2 separate regions of the Mus musculus genome follow, and region 2 is linked to region 1. A link is a contact called in ENCODE POLR2A ChIA-PET data. All regions are on one chromosome and are shown on one strand. Each heading gives the region's core, a stretch centred on a gene start or an enhancer-like site at or near the end of the contact. The rest is flanking DNA. Distances are from core to core; before and after follow the strand shown. Region 1 overlaps Sgms1 (sphingomyelin synthase 1). Region 2 holds the start of 2700046G09Rik (RIKEN cDNA 2700046G09 gene).

Region 1 (4,158 bases), core at 151-2,650:
AAAAGGAAGCAGCAGGGCCAATAGAAGCCACCACTTCTCCAAGGAGAATGCTGTCACCAGAGCTTCAGAATGCCCTTGTGTGGGTGTGAAATGTAAGGACATTCTCTGTAAGGCTGCCTCCTTAATGTCACTGCTGTGTGTAGCCAGTGAGGCAGAGTTGACCAGTCTGTGAAGTCAGAGAGCTAACATCAAGTATGGACTCCTTCATCCTCTAACCACATGATCTCAGGCAAGGTTCACCACGGCTTCAAGCCTCAGGTTGGTTCCTTTCAATGGCCTGCCATACCTAAGTCCAGGATTTTAGTAAAGATTTTAAATATTTATCAGTGGGACCGAAGATGTGGCTTCGTGACCAGGTACTCGACTGGCATAAAAGAGGGGCCTGGGTTCAATTCCCAATACCGGAGGTAGAAGGGGAAAAAATGGTTAAAGTATTTGTCAGGATGGATAGCCACTACTAACTCCTTAACATGCCTGAAGCCTAAGCACAAAGACTTTTAAAATCACGAGTCCCCTCATTTTAAACAAAGACAACAAAGTACGGATGTCATGCTCCTAAGATTCAAGTCTGAGTGCCTCAGGACAACTCCTCCGGCGAGATCCGACAGCCACTGAGTCCACACATGGCGTCCGGGTGGATGGCTTGGGGTTTGTTCCCATTTGGTCACCTCTACAGTACTGGGGTGTCACCCTGGGGCCTTGCGAAAGCTGCAGTCCCATGTGACCTCTATTAAAAAGGCTTCATCTGCTGAGATACTTTTGTGAACTACATAAGACCTCCAGAAAATACCGCGTCCTTTCCTCTCTAGCATCTGCTTCCCTAGCTTTACGCTGGACAAGGTCAGAATGACAGCAGCCACCACAGCAGAGCCTGCATCAGAAACAGAGTATATTTCAAATAAGTTCTCATGACAATAATCTCAGCAGAGCGATGAAAATAGTAAAAGGTGAAAGTATTAATATTTAATCCTAATATGATACAAAGTAAGACCGTTTGAAATAGGAGTAGCACATATTTTAAAAGTATAGTTCCACAAGAATTAAACAGATGTCTTAAAATCCAATCTCAAAAGAAGGAGGCAGCACACCGTACCATTTCCAGACAATGGAGTACAGTCCAGGTAACACACCTACCACCAGGTCCGAGGCAGCCTCAGGGACGAGCATGTTAAGTACAAAAGCCAATGGAAGCCTATTTGGAGGGCACCCACTGGCCAAGGTTCAACACCATCTGCTCTGTCCCAAGAGAAGTTGCCTGTGAGGTGTCCAGTCAGAAGTTCCCTGTCAAGAGCACCTGGCCAGAGTCAAGCTTATCACTGCTGCTTTCCTTTTTGTCCCCTCAGGCAACCGGAAGGACCATCAAAGAGGCTGAGTCAGAGCTAAGGAGTGACATTCCAGGAAAAACAACTGTCTGGCCTGTGGAAAGGACTGGCTCCACGCCCACTGAGCACCTGTCTCTGACTCAGGGTCATCCAGATAGGCATGGCAGGCTCAGGCCATGCTCTCCCTCGTTACCTCTGACAGCTACGGTTTCACATCCAGCAACTGGCTCTTTTACATGTGTGCTGGTTTCTCAGCCAGGGTCATGTCAGGTACTAAGTTTCCAAGCCAGACAATATGGTACACTCCTATGAACTCAAAGGTGATCTCAGACCAAAGGGACAGACAGTTTAAGGCTAACTTTGAAACTGCATCATAAAATCCCAAAGCTAACCCTAACCTTACACGTGCAGGAGGCTGGCTCAGTAACAGTAGCAGCATTATGAGGGTAAACAACTTGAAAAAGAGCTGCAGTAGCCCCTCCCCCACACCTCACATCTTGTGTCTCAGCTTTTTGATTTTGTACTTCCTTCATTTTTATTAGCATAAAGCACATATAATTCATTTTCCTTCATTAAAAACTAAATCCTTAACCCTTGTGGTAAGTTTAAATGAGAATGGCTCCCACAAACTCAATGTCAGGTCCCTAGTTGGCAGAACTGCTTTAGGAAGGATTAGGAGGTGTGGCCTTGCTGGAGCTATGTCACAGGGGTGAACTTTGAGGTTTCAAAAGCCCAGGCCAGGCCCATCTCTGTCTCCAACTTGAAGAAGGAGAAGAAAAAAGTAAGCTCTCAGCTACTGTTTCAGCAGGCAGGGCTGCCTACCTACACATGTTTCCACAAACTGTAAGCAAGCCCCCAATCAAATGCTTTCTTTTATAAGTTGCCTTAGTCCCGGTCTGCACAGCCAGAGCTACAGAAAAGTAACTAAACACTCAGCTTCTCTCTTCCTCTTTCCCTCCCATTTTATAATCCATAAGGCTCTAAATCTTTTTGAGGTTCATCTAAAGCCGATGGTGAAACGCAAGGCCATTCTAAGCCTCAATCACAAATTATCAAGACGCCATTCCTGAACCTTGCACTGAAATAACCAGTCTACTGAACATGACAACAGGCTTAACTCCCCCTCCCCTCTGGGTGCCAGGGACGGAATCTAGAGCATCACAGATGCCAGGCATGCGTGCGCTCAACTGCCCAATCACACCCACGCGTACTGAGAAGAGACAGCTCAAAGGACAAAGATGCTCCACTTTGGATAGTTGTAACATCTTTTAAGAGATCACGTTTGGCCCATCATGGTGGAGCAAACCTTTACTCCCAGTACTTGTGGGAAAGAGACAGGCAGATTTCTATAAGTTCACGACCAGCTTGCTGAGCATAACAAGTTCCAGGGCAGCAAAGGCAATACAAAGAAAGAAAGGAAAAAGGAAAGAAAGAAAAAGAGAAAAGAAATCATGTTCCACCTGCAATAACTAAAACCAGAGGTGCAAAAAAGCAGCTGTCCCAACTAACTATACTGAGACAAAAATGTTAAACCCTAGACCCCTCTTGCCACTGTAAAAGTATTCGGTTAAAGCTTCAGGTTAATGCAGAGATCTACATTTACGTAATATAAACCATACCACCTCTTAATAAAAACAACAGACGACCTATAAATCCAAAGCCCCATGGATTTATCTCAACAAGACGGAAATAATACATTCAAATTTCCACCAAGCCTCACCTTGCTTCATATGACAAAAGTCTCAGCTTACCTTGAAAATGAAATACTATTTGGAGAGTAAAACTGCTAGTGTTTACTCTGGGTACTAGTGCACCAGTCACCTGTCAGGGGTGCCAAAAAGAAGCGGACAGGCTGGGAGATGGAGCTGCAGGGCGGAGGACTTGCTGGGCACGGCTAAGTTCCTGGGGCTCAGTTCCCAGCACCACAAGATGAATTACAAAATAAGTAAATAAAATCAACAGAGAAAAATGGATTTGAAAATTATTTCTGGAGTAGCTCTTTTAAGACTTTCAAATGTGACTTTTCAAAGCCATACTTTGAGATTGTAGGTGGCCATTACAGCTGACCCCTCTTCTCCAGGTCTCCTTTAAAATAATAGTGCATCATGATAATGACAATCCATACAGTCAGGAACCCCAGAAGCCTTCCCACAGAAGACAAGGGACACCAGGGGCATTGTGCTGTGTGTGCTGGTAGGACAGAGTGACAATAGAGATTGAGGAGCTGAGGTACAGCCAGCAAGGGTTCCATCAGGACTAAGGGACAGGATTCCAAAATAGCAGCCAGCCTAAAAATCTACAGAATGTCTGGATTCTTACCTTCTACCATTTACAAAAATTAAGTCAAAATGGATTTGAGTTGTAAAAAGTAAGAATTGAAACTAAAATTCCTAGAAGAGAATAATACAAGCACAAGACTTCACGGCAAGCAATTTGCCAATGGAGCTCTTGGATATGATGCCAAGAGCCCAGCCAACAAAGCAAAGCATACCAGGGTTAAATGGCAAGGAATCAATAAACAGAGTGAAAGATGGACTGCATTTGCAAACCACACATCTGAAAGAAATGGACAGCCAAATGTGAAGATCTCTTAGCATATAACACTGAAAAATCCAAATAACCAAAAATAGACAGAGCACAGTGCACTTGCACAGACGTCTGATAAGCAAATGGTCAACTGTACATGAATGTATGTTCAACATCACTAAGCATCAGGTGAAGCGAGACAAAAGCACAGGCAGAAGCGGCCTCCCACACATAAGAACAGCCATTAACAAACCCAGACAATAACAAGTGGTGACAAGTGTCACCTGACCTTTTTGCTGTTTCGTGGGTT
Region 2 (4,313 bases), core at 1,627-4,126, 150 kb after region 1:
TTCAATGTCAGTGACAAGTGGCAGAAAAGTATTTATTTTACTAACAATAAAAATGTTTGGTCTCTGAAGCAGAAACAGAAAGGGGTTCTCTGTACAGTAATTACCTGACTTGAACGGTTGTGGCGGCCATCTCCTGCTACCCAGCAGGTCTGTGATACAGACGTTAAAATGTGCTCCGTAGTTTAAAAGGAGCATTAAGGAAACCCAAAGGACCAGGGCATCCAGAAGGAAACAGGAAGCAAAACAAGAAGGAAGACTTGGTGCACATAAGAAGGCCACTCCGGGAGGTTTCCCCAAAGTTAGGTACCGCCAGCTGCGGGCACAGGCTCTGCAGCTTGCTTGCTGGCTTGCTTGGCCAAGGCAAGGCTTCAGAGCTGGAAACCTGCCACCTGCTGAATCACCAAACATCCCTGGGCTTCCCTTAAAAAAAAAAAAAAAAAAACTGACCACATCGGCACCCAACCCCAGCTGGCTTTTTCCTTGGACACTTAACACTCTGACCAATGAAACGCCTGGACATCCTCTCCCCTGCCTCCTCAGACCCAAACTGCCTCCCAAATCGAAGGCAACTTCCACCAGGATCAGACCTCATCAATCTCACTCCTTTCTGCTCCCTTGGCCCCCACCCCTGCTGATGTTCAGCCCCTAGTGCCAGAAGGCAAGGCGTAAGGAGTTGACAGACAGCACACCAAGACAGGCATTCACGACTTCCATAACCAGGTAGCCAACTAGAAACACCCCCAATCTGAAGAAGGTAAATTTCAGGAAAGCGATGACAGAAGGCAGGCCTCAGAACACTGAAAATAAACTTCCCGTCAGAAACCAGCCTTCTGTCTTTTTTATGTGTGTAGCGCTGAACTCGGTCCTGTCTGAAGGTGAAATGAAACATCCGAGAAGCACCTGCCCGGATTCTCTCAGCTCCCCAGGTCAATAGCATCCTCCACCCCGACTGTTAGCCCGGCAGTCAAAAAGGATCAAGCATTATCCAGAATCCGTTAGATGGACCAGGACACCGGGGCCACCAAAGGAAGACAGTTGGAGTGTGGGTTTAAAATCCGGGCAGAGGCAGCGCTGCTACCACTGATGTGCCCTTGACAAGTCGCCTATGATCACTCAGACCCCTCATTCTCTGGACGAACCGCGTCCAGAGCTACGCAGATGCCCCTGCAGGCCTTACCCTTTAACACCCCCACGCGGTGAGGACACGCGGGGTCTCAGAATAGTCGCGAGCCAGGGGCTGTTACACCGCCTGGGAAGGAAGGGGCTCGCTCCTCCGGGAAGGGGGGTCCCACCTGTTATGCCGTTGGGGGTCATCGAGGGGCCGTGCTGAAGGGAATCCCAAAGCCGCGGACTCTTGGCCCCGCTGCGATCAGGCCAGGAGGTACCAACTGTCACTCTGCCGCCCAGGGTTGTGGGGGTGGGGCTGTGATTTTGGGGGTCCACCCCTAAGCACTACGGGACCTCTGGCTGGCTTCCACCTGGAAAGGTCCTCAGTCCCGGGCTCTCAGGCCCCGCTACCGTCCGCTCGCCTCAATGTGACACCAGGCAGCCTTCCAGCCCGCACGCAGCACCTCGGAAAGGTGCCCACGGACGCCTCCTCCTTCCTCCCCGCCCAAGTTGGCGGGGGAGCCCCGCCGGCGGCCCGCCCCCTCGGAGCCGGGATCGCGGCCGCCAGAGCGCTCCCCCGCGCCCACCCCCACGAGCGGCCGCGGGGGACCGCACGCCAGGTACGCGCGACACCGCGCGGTATGCGCTCACGCCCCCTCGCCCCGGCTGCCCGCCCGCCGTCAACCGAGGTCAGGCCTGGCCCGAGAGACTCGGGTCAGATCCAGCCGCTCGCGACCCGGAGGCCGGCCCTCCACCCCCGCCCCGCGACTCACTTGCACGCGAGTCGTGGCAGCCGCCGGAATTCTTTCCACGCGCCGAGCCCCGCGCCGCGGAACGAAACCGGGGCAGGGCGGCGTGCGGACTCTGCACCCGATCCCGCTCTCCCGTCCGCGTGCCAGGCTCCCGGGACGAGCAGCCCGCCCGAACCGGCTCTCCCTGCTCCCGTCCAGCCGGCAGCCCGCCGCCGCTGCTCCGGCCGCCGCCGAGCTGGCGAGAAGGCTTCTGACTTGGAACCTCGGGCTGCCGAGCATGCCCAGTCCGCGGCGGAGCCGGGTCGGCTTCCCGCGCGACGCCAGTCCGTTCCTCCGGGTGTTCCCGGCGGCCAGGGGGCGGGGACCGCGGACGCTCGACCAGGGACCCAGCTGAGTCCCGCAGGACAGCTGGCCGTGGGGTGTGCTGGGGGTGGGGACGGGGGGGGGGGGGAGTCCTTTTTGTTTCTAGAAACGGGAACTGGAGATGCGGTTCCCTTTCGCCCCCACCACCCCCCAACCACGAGAAGAGAAAGATGGTGGGTTTCATCCTCCGGGATCAGAAGCCCTATTAGGAGCCAGCCCGAGAGTTGTGCGGCAAAAGGCGGCTAGAAGGTTGGGGACACAAACTCAGCCTTGGTGAAACTACCTACGGGGACAGCTGTTGGCGAACTACACTGGCATTTTCTTTCCCACCAAGCCCAAGAGCTGCGACACTTGTGACTCCCTTATGATTGATCATTTAAAATGGATGAACCTCAAACTCTTCGGGACATTTTTCCGAAGCTCTAATCCTTAAAACCACCATCTCCCCCCCCCCCCCCCCCCCAAATCAGGGGTCTGCAGGCTTCCTAAATCGCGCAGCCCCAGGCAGCGTGAAGGCCCAGGAGTTCTCGGGAAGAACCGGGCCCTCCCCCCTAGTCCGTCCGGGCCCCACCTCCCGCCGCCTCTCGGAGCTGCGGCGAAAACCTGGAGAGCGCCGCACCAGGGCCGGAGCACTGCGCATGCCCAATGGCCCCACGGGGTGCGGGTCGCCGGCAGATCTCCAGCTCGGGCAGTGGAACCCGGTACCAGGACGGTGATCTCGCGGCAGAGACAGCAGCCTCCAGTAGCTCCGGCCTTCTGGGCCGACCGCTCGTACCACCGTGGCATGGGTCGCCCGGGACGCGCTACCCTGCAGGGTCTGGTCTGGGGGCGGGGAGGGGGGAACGGCCGTGCCTGCGAGACACGTGACTGTCCGCGGAGCTCCGGGGCAGCCATCTTCAGCTCTCCGGGGCCGTAGACGAAGAAGGGTCCGGGATCCGGGCAGACTCTAGTCCATTTGCCTCCCCACCAGGCACAGGCCCCCGCCCTCACCTGCATGCAGTCCGCCAGTCTACAGCGGGGGTACAGCGAGGGTACTGCGACGCCGGTGACACCGGGAGGACCGGCTGTCTCCAGAGCCAGAACCTAACGGCTAAGAATTGGAGAGCCGCTCTCTTGGAGCTGATGGCTTCTGCTTTTCCCCAGGGGCGGAAGTTGGGAAGAGGAGTTCCCGTTCCTAAGGCGCTGGCATCGCTCCTCCTGCTGCTTCCCTGTTCTGACCCATTCCCGGCGACGGAGGATGAAGGTGGCGAAAGATGTTTGGACAGCCGTCGCTCTCCTCCATGCTTTTCTCCTGCTGCTGGTTAGCTTGGATGGTGATGGTGTCACCTGGGGTCCTGGAATCTCTGGGCCCGCATCCTCATTACCCGAGAATTCGTTAGAACGACACATTCACGACCACACCTAAACCTACAGAATCAGAAACGCCACTAGTGGGGTCGGTCCTGAAACCTGGTTAACAAGCTCCCAAGGTGAATCTGATGGCCGCTTTCCCTAAGCAGTAGAGACCCTTTTTCGTGTATGGTGCTGAAAATTTAGCGTCCTCTGTCCCCAAATACAGTGAAAAATCGGATTTAAAATGTGTCTGCTCCTGTGTGAGCTCTTAAAGGTCTTGTCCTCTCCTGCACCTCCGGCCTCTTCACCTTAGGACACTATGCTATCGCACTTCTCAGGGAGATAAGAAAGGGTGGCCTGACGCATACTGCTTTTAAATGACAACCCACTAACCTGCTCTATTTGAGTGTCAACCAAGAGCAAGGGAGTGGCTGAGATTATAGTAGCCCCGCTGGTTATTTTCATCAGTTTGCACCTAAGAGGGAAAAAAAGGAGGCTTGCTGTCTTGAAGTAAGTACTGGACAGCCGCTGGCTCTTTGCAGTGTTACTTTGCATTTGCTGTAACCAAGGTCAAAGCAAGCGAGCTGCTGCCTGGCAGGTCATGGAATCCAGACTTTAAAATTCTCCCTCCCCACCCCACACACACTTGTTACAAGTGTGTCCCAGGCATTAGAGTTAGTTTAGTTTTTCTTCCCCTCCCCCCTCCCTGTATCTTTGAAATGTTTTTTAGGAAAAAGAAAACATTTTTCTATGAAAGTT

What was found. ChIA-PET counts read pairs that join two places held with the same protein, here RNA polymerase II (POLR2A).
Region 2: POLR2A ChIA-PET joins it to region 1 with 33 read pairs in embryonic stem cell. The contact joins the promoter of 2700046G09Rik here to the enhancer-like site in region 1. POLR2A ChIA-PET finds 5 or more read pairs at or near these places in 3 of 5 experiments (Patski and embryonic stem cell).

Annotation. Positions count from the first base shown.
Region 1 is chr19:32,240,970-32,245,127 of GRCm38, forward strand. The region is part of intron 4 of Sgms1 (sphingomyelin synthase 1); the gene reads right to left. Among named protein-coding and RNA genes, the nearest start is that of Asah2, 140 kb to the left of the region's middle. Within about 2 kb of position 1,401, at least 1 of the 3 ENCODE cell types and tissues checked has a DNase peak (open chromatin) inside an H3K27ac peak, as active enhancers do.
Region 2 is chr19:32,386,340-32,390,652 of GRCm38, forward strand. 2700046G09Rik (RIKEN cDNA 2700046G09 gene) reads left to right here and starts at 2,877. Exons shown (of 2, transcript NR_033198.1): 1 at 2,877-3,037; 2 at 3,366-4,313. Sgms1 (sphingomyelin synthase 1) reads right to left here and starts at 2,173. Exons shown (of 10, transcript NM_144792.5): 1 at 1,881-2,173.